Linked DNA regions of Homo sapiens: region 1 is linked to region 2. The links are chromatin contacts, found by Hi-C in ENCODE. All regions are on one chromosome and are shown on one strand. The core of a region is the stretch at or near the end of the contact, and the rest is flanking DNA. Distances in the headings are between cores, read along the strand shown. Region 1 holds the start of NINL (ninein like). Region 2 holds the start of APMAP (adipocyte plasma membrane associated protein).

What was found. Hi-C counts contacts between places; a loop is a spot of excess contacts on that map. Pooled maps may share reads with other maps.
Region 1: a pooled map shows a loop between it and region 2 (21-fold over the local background). The contact joins the promoter of NINL here to the promoter of APMAP in region 2. A Hi-C loop is called at or near these places in 8 of 50 pooled maps.

Annotation. Positions count from the first base shown.
Region 1 is chr20:25,580,749-25,587,320 of GRCh38, reverse strand. NINL (ninein like) reads left to right here and starts at 1,790. Exons shown (of 24, transcript NM_025176.6): 1 at 1,790-1,866. RefSeq lists a silencer at 1,726-1,855.
Region 2 is chr20:24,991,007-24,997,761 of GRCh38, reverse strand. APMAP (adipocyte plasma membrane associated protein) reads left to right here and starts at 5,011. Exons shown (of 9, transcript NM_020531.3): 1 at 5,011-5,168. The coding sequence starts at 5,074. RefSeq lists enhancers at 4,457-4,957, 4,870-5,109, 5,240-5,319, 5,340-5,399, 4,958-5,458 and 1 more.

The DNA.
Region 1 (6,572 bases), core at 541-3,040, 590 kb before region 2:
TTTTTGGAGACAGAGTCTTGCTCTGTCGCCCAAGCTGGAGTCTAGTGGCAAGATCTCAGCTCACTGCAACCTCCGACTCCTGGGTTCATGCAATTCTTGTGCCTCAGCCTCACGAGTAGCTGGGACTACAGGCGCGCGTTAACCACAACTGGCTAATTTTTTTGTGTTTCAGTAGACACTGGGTTTCACCATGTTGGCCACGCTGGTCTCGAACTCCTGTCCTCAGGCAATCTGCCCACAGTGGCCTCCCAAACTACTGGGATTACAGGCATGAGTCACCGTGCCTGGCTGTATTTACTTTTTTTTTTCTTTTTTTGAAATGGAGTCTCACTCTGTCGCCCAAGCTGGAGTGCAGTGGCTTGATAACCACAACCTCCGCCTCCCAGATTCAAGCGATTCTCCTGTCTCAGCCTCCTGAGTAGCTGGGATTACAGGCATATGCCATCACGCCCGGCTAATTTTGTATTTTTAGTAGAGACGGGGTTTCTCCATGTTGGTCAGGCTGGTCTTGAACTCCCGACCTCAGGTGATCCGCCTGCCTCAGCCCCCCAAAGTGCTGGGATGACAGGCATGAGCCACTATGCCCGGCCGGGTATTTACGTTTTTAAATTGTTTTCTGTGTAAACTCTATAAGGGCCAGGGATTTTTTGCACCGCTGTTGGCAGCCCCTAGGACAATGCCTGGCCCTAGTAGGTGTTCGATAAATATATACAGGTTGAATATCCCTTAACCGAGATGCTTGGCACCAGAAGCATTTAGGATTTCAGATTTTGGAATATTTGCATTATACCAATTGAACACCCCTAATCTGAAAATCCAAAATTAGAAATGCTCCAATGAGGCCAGGTGCGGTGGCTCATGCCAGTAATCCCAGCACTATGGGAGGCCAAGGTGGGAGGATCACTTGAGGCCAGAAATTCCAGACCAGCCTGGGCAACATGGTGAAGCCTCCTCTCTTAAAAAAATACAGGCCGGGCGCGGTGGCTCACGCCTGTAATCCCAGCACTTTGGGAGGCCGAGGCGGTGGATCCATCCCTTGAGCCTAGGAGTTCGAGACCAGCCTGGGCAACACAGTGAGACTCTGTGCTAAAAATACAAAAATTAGCGGACATGGTGGCAGATGCCTGCAGTCCCAGCTACTGGGGGTTGGGACGCTGAGGCGGGAGGATCGCCATAGCCGGGAAAGTCGAGGCTGTAGTGAGCCATGACCGCGCCACTGCATCCCAGGCTGGGCAGCAGAAGTGACAGCCTTTCTCAAAAGAAAAGAAAGTTAAAAGAAGAAAAAAGAAGTGCTCCAATGTGCATTTCCTTTGAGCATCAGGTCAGCGCTCAAAAACTTTCAGATTTTGAAGCATTTCGGATTTCAGATGTTTGGATTAGGGATGCTCAACCCGTATTGATTTAATATGCGGTGGAAACGTGACGACCTAGGTTTTAAGTCGCGGTTTCCTCAGTGGTGGGTTTGGGGTATTACCCCTGCCTGGCCGGCCTCCGGGCTTGTTTCCAGAAGATGCTACCCCGAGAGCTGCGAACCGCCAAGCTCCGCAGCGCGCAGGGCTCCGACAGGGACCAGCGAGGTCAGCTCCAAGGGTCACCCCAGGCTCCAAACTGGCCAGAGCCGCCCTGAGATTTGCGGAGGCCGCCTTGCCCCCACCCCGCCCCGCAATCCCGGACCCGACCCGCCCCCTCTCCCGTTCGCTCGCCCCGCCCCCTGTTCGCCCACTGCGCCGGGACACCGAGGGGGCGGTGCCTCGAGGCCGGGAGGAGTGTTGCGTCGCGGCCTCCAGACACAAAGAGCGGCCGGCGGTACGGGGGTGGTGCCGCGCTCCTGGCCCCGCGCGGGCGGACGGCGGAGGCGCCTCCCAGGTGAGCCGGCCCGGGCGTCCGGCGGGACATTCAGGCGGCTGGTGGGGTCGAGAGTCCGGGGCCGCCCCTGCGTCGCGACCCGCGCCTTAGTCACCAGACCCGGCTCCGGGAGCGCGGCCTCGGGTGCTCCTCGCGGTGCGGGGCGCAGACTCGGCGCATCTGCTGTGGTGCCTGCTCTTCCGGTCGCCCTCGAGGGCGGGGCGGGGGTCACGCCCTAAAATACAGCGCCCGCTGGGCCGAACGCTTGAAAACCCGGTTTCCCGACGGCGGCGGCGCGGGCGCCGTGCGAACGAGGGCCCGGGTCCAGCACAGCCCCAAGGCTCGGCCTGAGGCGGGCGGCCTTGGCCGGGGCCCCCCGTGGTAATGAGCTACGCGGTGCCCGCCGCCTGCCCAGCGCGGGCCGTTTCTCCTGACGCCGCCGGCGTCTGGTCGAGGCCCAGGATTCCCTCCTGCCAGTGTGGCTGCGGCCCCCCACGGAGCGGGACCCGCGTTCGTGGCGCTTGGGACGGTTGATTGAAAGGGTGTAGAAGTCTGTTGCGAATTTTATCTGTTGTACTCGTTTTGCAGATTCGCCCCTTTCCTCCCGCCTGTGCGCGCAGTCACACACACCATGTGGGAGTCTCTGATCGCGTTGGGTTCATAATCATCGATCGTGCCTGGGTACTGATGCCCCATTGTTAGGAGCTCTGTGTGGGGCTGTATGTTTGCACAGGACTCACGTGAGGAAGGGTGGCCACGTTTCTTTCTGCTCTGTGAGACTTAGGCCAAGCCCTGGAACTAGGGAGGAGGTTCAGGAAGAGACCCATGAAGCTGGCGGGGCCTTGGAGAAGGGCAAGTGATTTTCAAGGTCAGTAGTAAGAGGGGTCATGAGTAATGGTAAGTTTCTTAGCGGCCTTTGCTGTGACTTCTAGGTTTTTCACACTGGACTTAAAATACTTTTAAAAGCAGAGTTTTTGTTCTTCTTGTTGTTGTTCTTGTTGTTGTTGCTGTTTTTGAAACGAAGTTTCACTCTTGTTGCCCAGGCTGGAGTGCAATGGCGCCATCTCGGCTCACTGCAACCTCTGCCTCCCGGATTCAAGCGATTCTCCTGCCTCAGCCTCCCGAGTAGCTGGGATTACACGCCCAGCTAATTTTTTGTGTTTTTAGTGGAGATGGGGGTTTCACCATGTTGGCCAGGCTGGTCTCGAACTTCTGACCTTCAGGTGATCCAGCTGCCTCGGCCTCCCAAAGTTCTGGGATTACAGGCGTGAGCCACTGCACCCGGCCAAGTTTTTGTTTTGTTTTGTTTTTGTTTTTTAATTTTATTTTACTTTAAGTTCTGGGATACATGTGCAGAACGTTCTGGTTTGTTACATGGGTATACATGTGCCATGATGGTTTGCTGCACCTATCAACCCGTCATCTAGATTTTAAGCCCCACATACATTAGGTATTTGTCCTAATGCTCTCCCTCCTCTTGCCCCCCACCCGCCCCGACAGGTCCCGATGTGTGAGGTGTGTGATGTTCCCCTCCCTGTGTCCATGTGTTCTCATTGTCAACTCCCACTTATGAGTGAGAACATGCGGTGTTTGGTTTTCTGTTCTTGTGTTAGTTTGCTGAGAATGATGGCTTCCCACTTTATGCATGTCCCTGCAAAGGACATGAACTCATTCTTTTTTATGGCTACGTAGTATTCCATGGTGTATCTGTACCACATTTTCTTTATTCAGTCTATCCGTGATGGGCATTTGGGTTGGTTCCAAGTCTTTGCTATTGTAAATAGTGCTGCAATAAACATACACGTTTATGTGTCTTTATAGTAGAATGATTTATAGTCCTTTGGGTATATACCCAGTAATGGGATCACCGGGTCAAATGTTATTTCTGGTTCTAGATCCTTGAGGAATCGCCACACTGTCTTCCACAATGGTTGAACTAATTTACACTCCCACCAACAGTGTAAAAGCGTTCCTATTCCTCCACAGCCTCTCCAGCATCTGTTGTTTCCTTGCTTTTTAATAATTACCATTCTAACTGATGTGAGATGGTATCTCATTGTGGTTTTGATTTGCATTTCTCTAATGACCAGTGATGATGAGCTTTTTTTTTAATATATGTTGTTGGCTGCATAAATGTCTTCTTTTGAGAAGTGTCTGTTCATTTCCTTTGGCCACTTTTTGATGGGGTTGTTTTTTTCTTGTAAATTTGTTTAAGTTCCTTCTATATTCTGGATATTAGACCTTTGTCAGAAGGGTAGATTGCAAAAATTTTACCCCGTTCTGTAGGTTGCCTGTTCACTCTGAAGAGTTTCTTTTGCTGTGGAGAAGCTCTTAGGTTAGATCCCATTTGTCAGTTTTGGCTTTTGTTGCCATTGCTTTTGGTGTTTAGTCATGAAGACTTTGCCCATGCCTATGTCCTGAATAGTATTGCCTAGGTTTTCTTTTAGGTTTTTTATGGTTTTGGGTTTTACATTTAAGTCTTTAATCCATCTTGAGTTAATTTTTGCATAAGGTGTAAGGAAGGAGTCCAGTTTCTGTTTACTGCATATGGCTAGCCAGTTTTCCCAGCACAATTTATTAAATAGGAAATCCTTTCCCCATTGCTTGTTTTTGTCAGGTTTGTCGAAGATCAGATAGTTGTAGAAAGCAGAGTTTGTTTTTTTTTTAAGTAGTTAAAACTCATCTGTTAAACAGAACACTGAATCAGCAGCCTAGCAGTTTTATGAACTGTGTGCAAGAATGCTTGTATATTAAAAGGAAAATGTTCAGGTGTTAGAGAAGCAGTCTACTTTCATGCTTGTCCCTTTTGTTTGACTTATACATCATCCATTAGTGGTTTAAATGATGACAGATTGAATTGATCTGTATTGGCAAATAAAAGTGGGATGTGTGTTTATGTAAAGTTCAGGTGCAATAAAAATTAGAGGATAACTCTTTTTTGTAGAATGAGAAAATAGCAAGCCTTCTCCAAGGAACTTGGACTTCAGATTTTTTCTTTTTAATGTAGAGCCGGGAGTCTTGCCCAGGGTGGTCTCCAACTCCTGGGCTGAAGTGATCCACCTGCCTCAGCCTCCCAAAATGCTGGGATTACAGGTATGAGCCACCACACCTGACCTCAGATAACATTTAACTCCATCAAATTGGAAAGAAAGCACTTTATAGAGGAATAGTTAGGACTTAAGCAAAAAGTTTTGTTTTTTGTTTGTTTGTTTGTTTGTTTTTGATATGGAGTCTCGCTCTGTCGCCAGGCTGGAGTGCAGTGGCGCGATCTCGGCTCACTGCTACCTCCACCTCCCAGGTTCAAGTGATTCCCCTGCCTCAGCCTCCTGAGTAGCTGGGATTATAGGAGTACACCACCATGCCCAGCTAATTTTTTTATTTTAGTAGAGACGGGGTTTCACCATGTTGGCCAGGATGGTCTCCATCTCCTGACCTCGTGATCCACCCCGCTCGGCCTCCCAAGGTGCTGGGATTACAGGCGTGAGCCACCACGCCTGGCCGGACTTGAGCAAAATTTAATTGAGCAGTTTATATTAACTTCAATGGAAACTTTTTCGCTAACTCATACTTATCCCATATGTTGTGATTTATAGGACTGCTCTAAGGTGGGTGAATTGATATGGTCATTTGCTAAGAGCATGTTGTAAGTCTTTTAATGTTTGGGTATCCTTTGAACATTTGGTGATGGAAAATAGAATAACAAGAATGGCAAAGTTCCAACAGTGTCTGTAGCTTCCCCTTTTACAGTGAGTTCAAGTTCCTTGGAGAAGGCTTGCTATTTTCTCATTCTACAAAAAAGAGTTATCCGCTAATTTTTATTGCACCTGAACTTTACATAAACACACATATCCCACTTTTATTTGCCAATACAGATCAATTCAATCTGTCATCATTTAAACCACTAATGACTCTTTTTAAGTTTTTTAGAAGATGGCACATGTGGCATTTGAGACTTAGAGCATGTGAGCGGGGCTCTGTGAGCACATTCTTTCTATGGTGGACATTTACCTTTGGATTTTTTTTTTTTTTAAACTGAGAAGGAGTCTCGCTCTGTCACCCAGGTTGGAGTGCAGTGGCACAATCTTGGCTCACTGCAATCTCTGCCTCCCGGGTTCAAGCGATTCTCTTGTCTCAGCTTCCTGAGTAGCTGGGATTATATGTGCCTGACCACGCTCAGCTAATTTTTGTATTTTTAGTAGAGACAGAGTTTCGCCATGTTGGCCAGGCTGGTCTCAAACTCCTGACCTCAAATGATCCACCTGCCTTGGCTTCCCAAAGCGATGATGGGATTGCGGGCGTGAGCCACTGCACCCAGCCTACTTTTGGATCTTGCCATGAGCAGGTAGCTACTAGATAGCTTTCCTCTTTCCTGGCACAAGACAGATTTGGAAGCAGGAAGCAAAAACAGGAGCAGTGTCTTGGCCTCACACCTGAACTGGCATGGCTTCCTAGCTGCAGGTAATAGCGTCCTCTGCCCTGGAAGGCATTTCCAGCGCTGTGGCCACTTTGCTGTTCCATTCCTTGGTTATTGTGTAAGTAGTTAAGCCGCGGTGGCTGTAACTGGAATCTAGGTTTGAGTTTAGCTTAGTCCTTGGCTTCAAGTGCAGATTAGGAATTCAGGCCCAAGGCCAAGACATTTGGTTACTCACAAGCTGAGGCCAAAAGTTTGGGTCATACTCTACCTGGAGCTATTTGGAGGCAGGCTTTCCTTCTCCCACCTTGGGGCA
Region 2 (6,755 bases), core at 3,762-6,261:
AGCTGAAAATCCACATATAACATTTGACTCCCCCAAAACTTAACTATGAATAGCCTACTGTTGGCCGGAAGCCTTACTGATAGCTGTAAACATTGAATTAACACATATTTTGTATGTCCTAAGTATTATATACTGTATTCTTACAGTAAACTAAGCTAGAGAAAAGAAAATGCCATTAAAAATCATAAGGAAGAGAAAATATTTTTACTATTCATGAAGGTGAAGTGGATCATCATGACGGTCTTCATCTTCATTGTCTTCACATTGAGTAGGCTGGGAGGAGGAGGGAGGGGAGGGGTTGTTGCTGTCTCAGGGGTGGCAGAGGCAGAAGAGGTGGAGCAGGTGGAAGGGGAGGCTGGTGTAACTTTTATTGAAAAAACATTCTCCCATGAGTGCACCTGTGTAGTTCAAACCCATGTTGTTCAAGGGTCAAGTGTAGTTACTCTCAAGAGATGGTTTCTGGATGTAATAAAACATGATTAATGAGTGATCTGTGCTAATCATGAAATGTCAGTGTTAAGATTCCAAAGGGAACAAAGGGGCTGGCCATTCACTTTTCAACAACAGACAATCAGGAATGTACATGCCTGTGGTGGAGGTGACTGCTGAACGTCTTTCCTCCTGAGCACTTTTCCTGCCAAGTCTAGGTCGACCTTAAGAATCCTCCACGTGGGCAATTAGGGCAATTTTCCTGGCCAGACTCTCTTCAGTGCTCACCTCTGCTCCTCCCTGCTTCTCATGGGGTGACCACGCATTCAGTGAGCCTGTCCTGCCCTTCTGCCTACAACAGGGAGGCTGCTGTGTTGTTCCCGTTGAATGGTCAATGGGCCACGGGGTCTTATCCTCTAACATGGATCATCAACCTCACCAAAGTTGGGAACATCAGATTCTCAGTCCAGGAATCAAGACTTGGAGACGGAGACCATAGTTAGTTGGTGTGGGATACTTGAAATGGGAGAGCCAGGGAGAGTTGGGCTTAGGCGATGCTTTTTCACCATGGATATGTCCAGGTAGACAATGCTAGCCTGTTGGCCCTGAGGAGCAGTGCAAATTGCTCCCCTGAGAGCTGCCTCAATGCATAAAAGGACTGTTTCTCTCATGTGATAGGCAGCCCTGAGGTAGGTGGTTGCTGGCTGTGGTGAACAGCTCAGGGGCACCATTAAGGACCTAGGCTCTTCTGTTCTGGGTGTGTTTTTTAGACATCAAGGTGTATTCCTGTGGTGTTAAGATGCTGCTGCTCCATGCTTAACTCTCGGGTTCCAGGCAGGAGAAGAAGGGGCAGTGCTAGTCCCATTTGTCCCTTTTATCAGAAATGCAAAAACTTTCCTAAAGTTCAAAATAGTCACTATATTTCTGTTTTTATCTTGTGCCAAAATACTGCCTATGGCTGCATTAGCTTTGACAGCTGGATGAGTAACACTGATCTTTTCCAGCTCTCCAGGGGAGGGCAACAAAAGAGAAAGGGCCAGCCCAGCAGGGCGTGCCATGTGAGCACGGAGGGGTGCAGAGACAGGACAGTGTGAGGCACCAGGAGGCAGAGGGTGACTCTGCCCCTGTGTTCCCAGGTCTTTGTTCCAGTCCCTGTGAGGCCTGGCTGTACTTTCTGAGCCTGAGTTCCATAAGGTATCCCCAGATCCTTCCAATGCATCCCTCCCTCATTCTCCGCCAGCTTTGGTGGATGTCTGTTTCTGGTAGCTGCATGGTCTCTAAGGTGCTTTTCCTGCGGTGAACAAACTAGTGTACATTGCCTAAGTTTACTGTCTCCACTGTCCCACCTGAATTAAAACTGGAGCTTCCCACCACGACATCCCACCACGACAGAACAACTTCCCTTGCAGCCCTTTTCCGAGTTGGCAGCGCCTTCTGTGCTTTCCTGGACTTGTGGGGAAGAAGGGGTTCAGCTACTTCCTGCTCTGCTTTGCCCTTTTCAGACTATTCTTTCTTTGCTAAAAATATTTATTTTTATTTTTTGTTTTTGTGGGTACATAACAGGCGTATATATTTGTGGCTATTCTTTCTGATCACTCAGTAACCCTGATGTCCATCCCTGATCATCACCCCCTTGTTTAACAATCCCTGGGCACCCCACTCATCCCTCTTAGCCTGTTTCTTGTCCTTCTCTATCCCCCAACCTCCCCCTCCCCCCGCCATTATAATCTTATTTATCTAAGTCCTGGTGCAAAGCCCCTTCCTCCAAGAAGACATCTCTGGTCAGTCCCATCTAATAGCACTTGTTCCTCCTTGCAGCCCCAAGGTACCCTGCAGCTCTTCTGCAGCAGTGCTTTATAGTGTCGTTCGTTACGCTTCCTCTCTCCCCTCCAAGATGATAACGCCTGTGCAGGCTGGATCACTGTATTTCACCCTTGTTTTGTCACCGCACTTGGCATCTGGCAGGCTTTCAGGAGATCTCTGTGGAAGGAGTTGAAACAGCATGGGACTGGGAAAAAGCACTGGACTAGAAGTAGGGTTTGCTTCTGGTTTGAGCTGCGAGGCATACTGTGGGCTCCCTGCCAGCATCATGCGCTTCTTCTTCCATGCTGGCAGAGCCTGCTTTTGTTGAGATAAATGCCCTCCACGTGGGCCAGTGTTCCGATGGAAGTGAGCCTCATCCCCAGTGCCAGGGTTGGGTGTGGGTTTTGGTTGGTCTCACTCAGCGCTTCTCAACCAAGGGCTGTTTTGTCCTCCAGGGGCTATCTGTCAATGTCTGGCAACATTTTTTATCATCACGACTAGGTGGGATGCTACTGCCATCTAGTGGGGGAAGCCCAGGGATGCTGCTGAAACACCAGCGCACAGGAGAGGCCCCCCTCCGCCTCCTAACAGAATTATCTGGCCCAAAATATCAGTGGTGCTGAGAAACCTGATCAAATTAATCATAGTGGTCCCATTCCTCTGCCAACAACTGGCATCAGCACGATGAGAAACAAAGTCGGTCTGGTTGGAAGGTGGGGTGGGAGAACTGATAACTGAAACAAATACAACAAGCAAAGCGTGCTTCACCGTGACTTGAAAACAGAAAAACTGTACTGAACCCGTGCTATGCAGCACAAATGATCTAGCTCAGACCACTGTAACACCAACTACCTACGTGCTTCATGATAAGCCCACGAGCTGACCTCCTGATAACTCCGAATGGACTTACATGTCCCAGAGCTAAGGCCACGGTTCCTCCAGTGACTCCCGTTGTTAACGGATTCTGACCAACCCTGGGCAAGACTATCGATGGACTAACTCCAGCCCCCAAACCCCACAAGGAGTCTCCCATGACTCCCCCATTTTGAGGAACCTCACCGGTCCTCTGGTGCATTTCTTTGCTGCAGCAAGTTCAGTAAACCCAACTTACTGCCATTATTTTTCTTCTGAATGTGTCCCTGGGTGTTTGCAGTGCGTGGGCTTTAACACTGGGCATGGAACACAAATAGCTCCAATGCAGTGAGTTCAATGTTATGGCTGGGACATGTTTAAAGTGCCTTGAAGACAAAGAGGAAGATGTTCTGCTTGGGAAACTGGGAGAAGAATTTTCAGCAAGGATACTTGAAGTGGGTCCTGAATGATAAAAATAATTGGCCAAGTGGAGGTGAAGGAGAGTGTATCACAGGAAGAAGGAACCTCAAGGACAAAGGCAGCCAGGCATGAGATTAGACATGTTAAGCCATCCTGAATGTCTGAAATGGGGGGTGGGGAGCAAGAGGGATAGTCCAGACAGGCAGGAAGGCGTGAGATCATACAGTACTTTGTTAACACTATCCCTGATTTAATAGCTGTATTGGCTATTCTCAATGACACAGAATGAAGTAAAATGTTGTCGAGGCCTGAATTATTACCTGGGATCTCTGGAGAACTGGATTTGCACAGCTCTCCACTTCCCTCAAGCTGGTTCTTCCGCTCTTTGAATGAATAAATAAAAAGCATTCACATGGAATTCTAGTGCCATCTAGCATTTAAAAAGGTAAAAGCCTCCAAGAGGAAATTATTTCTTAACACTGCATTTTGAACATGGCTTTTCCAGAGATAATTCCTCGTGCCACTGGTAACGGGCTTTGATTTCTTCTGCCTGTCACTTCCTCCAGATTCGATTCCTCTTTGAATCTCAAATGCTCTCACAAGATTCAGCTCTTCCCTTTTGAAGCAATTATTACGTTTGATAATTTTACGTCTATTTTATGATGATGATCTGATTAAAGTCATCTTTCCCACTAGTTTAATTTCTATAAGGAGGGGCCTTGTCTGTGATTTGCCCACCATCGTCTCCCAGCACCTGGGAACATTTCTGGTTTCCTGCAATACTGTTGAAAGAACAATGCCTCTCTATGCTTTCTTAAACTTTGTTAGTGATAATTTCTACTTCTACCTGGACTTTACTTAAGGGTAATCCTTAATAAACTTTATCAAAACTTAATAAACTTTATCAAAACTTAATAAACTTTATCAAATGTCTGTTGTAATCGTCACAAAAAGATTTAATACTCAACATCTGGCCTTAACCAGAGGGAAACATTTTCTAGCCCAAGTTTTCCCCTTAACCGGCTGAGTCGGGGAAGGATGTAATTTTCAGGCAGAGGTGACTTCGTTCCAAGGGTGTGAATGCATTATTTTTGACGCTGCCTGTAAGAGCAGGGTCGCTGACACTGAATAAACAGCGCTATCCTCTCCAACGATAAAAGTGGCCAACATCTCGTGCTAGCAATTCCCAAGTGCGTCATGAGCATCCCCGTCCTCAGAAACGTGAGACGAAGGCGGCATGCGCAGGCACTGGGCTAGACGAGCCCGAGGTTGAACCACTCGCGTTCTGGGCCCCGGAGTCCGAGACAGGCGGGGACCCCGGCAGCTCCCGGTGCTATCTCTGAGCGGGTTCCGAGCCCCACTTCCGGGCGGTCAGAATTAGCCTCAGAGCGCCGAGCAACGACGCGCCGGGGACCTCCCGCCCATGAGGCCGGAAGGGGCGGGGAGAACGCTGCGGAATGGTCCCTGGGCGCAACGTCATTTCCGCGTACGGGGGAGGGCGGGCCTGGAGTCTGAGCCGGCGCCGCTCAGTGTGAGGTGGTTTCTGCGGGTGAGGCTGGCGCCCGTACCATGAGCGAGGCGGACGGGCTGCGACAGCGCCGGCCCCTGCGGCCGCAGGTCGTCACAGACGATGATGGCCAGGCCCCGGAGGCTAAGGACGGCAGGTAGGGCGGACTCCCAGACTGGGCGCTGGAGCCGGGCCGCTAGGAGTGGAGGGCGACCCTCTTGGACAGCGGCGACGGCAGTAACAGTAACCTGGGGATGCGGTGCCGAGCGCGTTGTCAGAGTCCTCTCGTTTCATCCCCAAGAAAAACTCATTTTTCCGAGGAAGCAGGCTCCGACAAGGCGGATGTACCTGCCAGGTCTTTCAGGTTCGGGTGCACCCTGCGCCCAGTCGCCGCGTTGTCCTCGGCTCTCCGGACCCGAGACCGCCTCGCGCCGCTCCTTTGCCTTCCCTCCCTCACTCCTGCCCCACCCTGCATAGCGGTTGCTTCCTCGCCTTTCCCTCGCTCCCCTCGCGCTGTCCTTCCTTTGGCTTAAATGATCCCCCTGAGCACAGCTACTTGGCCGGGGCCCTGCGTGTTCCTGGTTCCCCGCTCGCAATTTCCCGAAGGGAGGAGGTCCCACGAGATGCTGGGGTCCTGCCTCGTTATCCGGCGAAGAGATGGCTTCTACACTTGCTCTTCTGCACCTGCCCCCCTCACGCTGCGTGACCAGTCCTCACCGCGGTTCTTGGAAAGAGTGGAGAACAGTAGTGACATTGTAGGCAATTTTTGTGAGAATTCAGCCTGGCAGTTTTTCCTGATAGGGATGGAGAAACATAGGAAACTGTAGTTGTTGACACCTAAGAAATATCAGGTTTTGCCCTTTGCCTCCTCTCCCATCTTTCAGAATATAAGAATGCTGTGTTTTGTTAGCTAAAAACTGAATCATGATTCGTAAGCATAGATTTCAATATAAGATACTTAAAATTCACTTTTCAATTCTGTGTCCTGAATTTCATAACTTTTAAGTTTCAGGGAGAATCAAGAGGCCCCATAGACCAAGCTTGAAGTTGTGGGACTGATTGACTTATATTTGATAGAAATACTGGAAATATTTGTTCATCAGTAGTGTGCCAAGAGGTGGTGGGGTACATATGAATGAGAGGCAGTTTTTGCCCCTGTAGACTGAGTTTATTGACTGATGATAAGAGGAACACATTTGAAGGAGAGCGATGGCAGGAAGGAGCATTTAGGCTCTAGAGAGGCAATTTAGAGAGAAGACTTTGCGGTGATAGTTGACTCCTTGGGCCAGTGAAAAGATCGGGAAGATGCTCCCATATATCCTGACCAACCATCCTGCGTTGCCCTGGACTGGGGTTTCCAAGGATGTAGAACTTTCAGTGCTAAACCTGGGCAAACTGGGACAATCTGATCACCCTACTTACTGTGAATATTGTGAATTAATCATCTGTTGATGATTGAGGAGCCATTTAGAATGGACATGCAAGAATTGGCAACACTTTCCTACAGAAATCTTGAAAACAAGGCATTTTTACCTGAGAAATGGAAGAGCAGTGGCCTGAGTTTGTCATTAGGTGCAGTGTGTTGAAAACCAGGGCCTACAGCCCCTGAGGGCACCGGTTAGGTAGTCCCAACTCTCAAGTTGGCTGGCTCACACTTCTGGCCCCAGGGCAAGCAGGCAGACTTAATTGTTTTTTTCAGGTTCTCTGTGGGGATTTCTTCCTTAATGAGTAAGTAAATCTGATT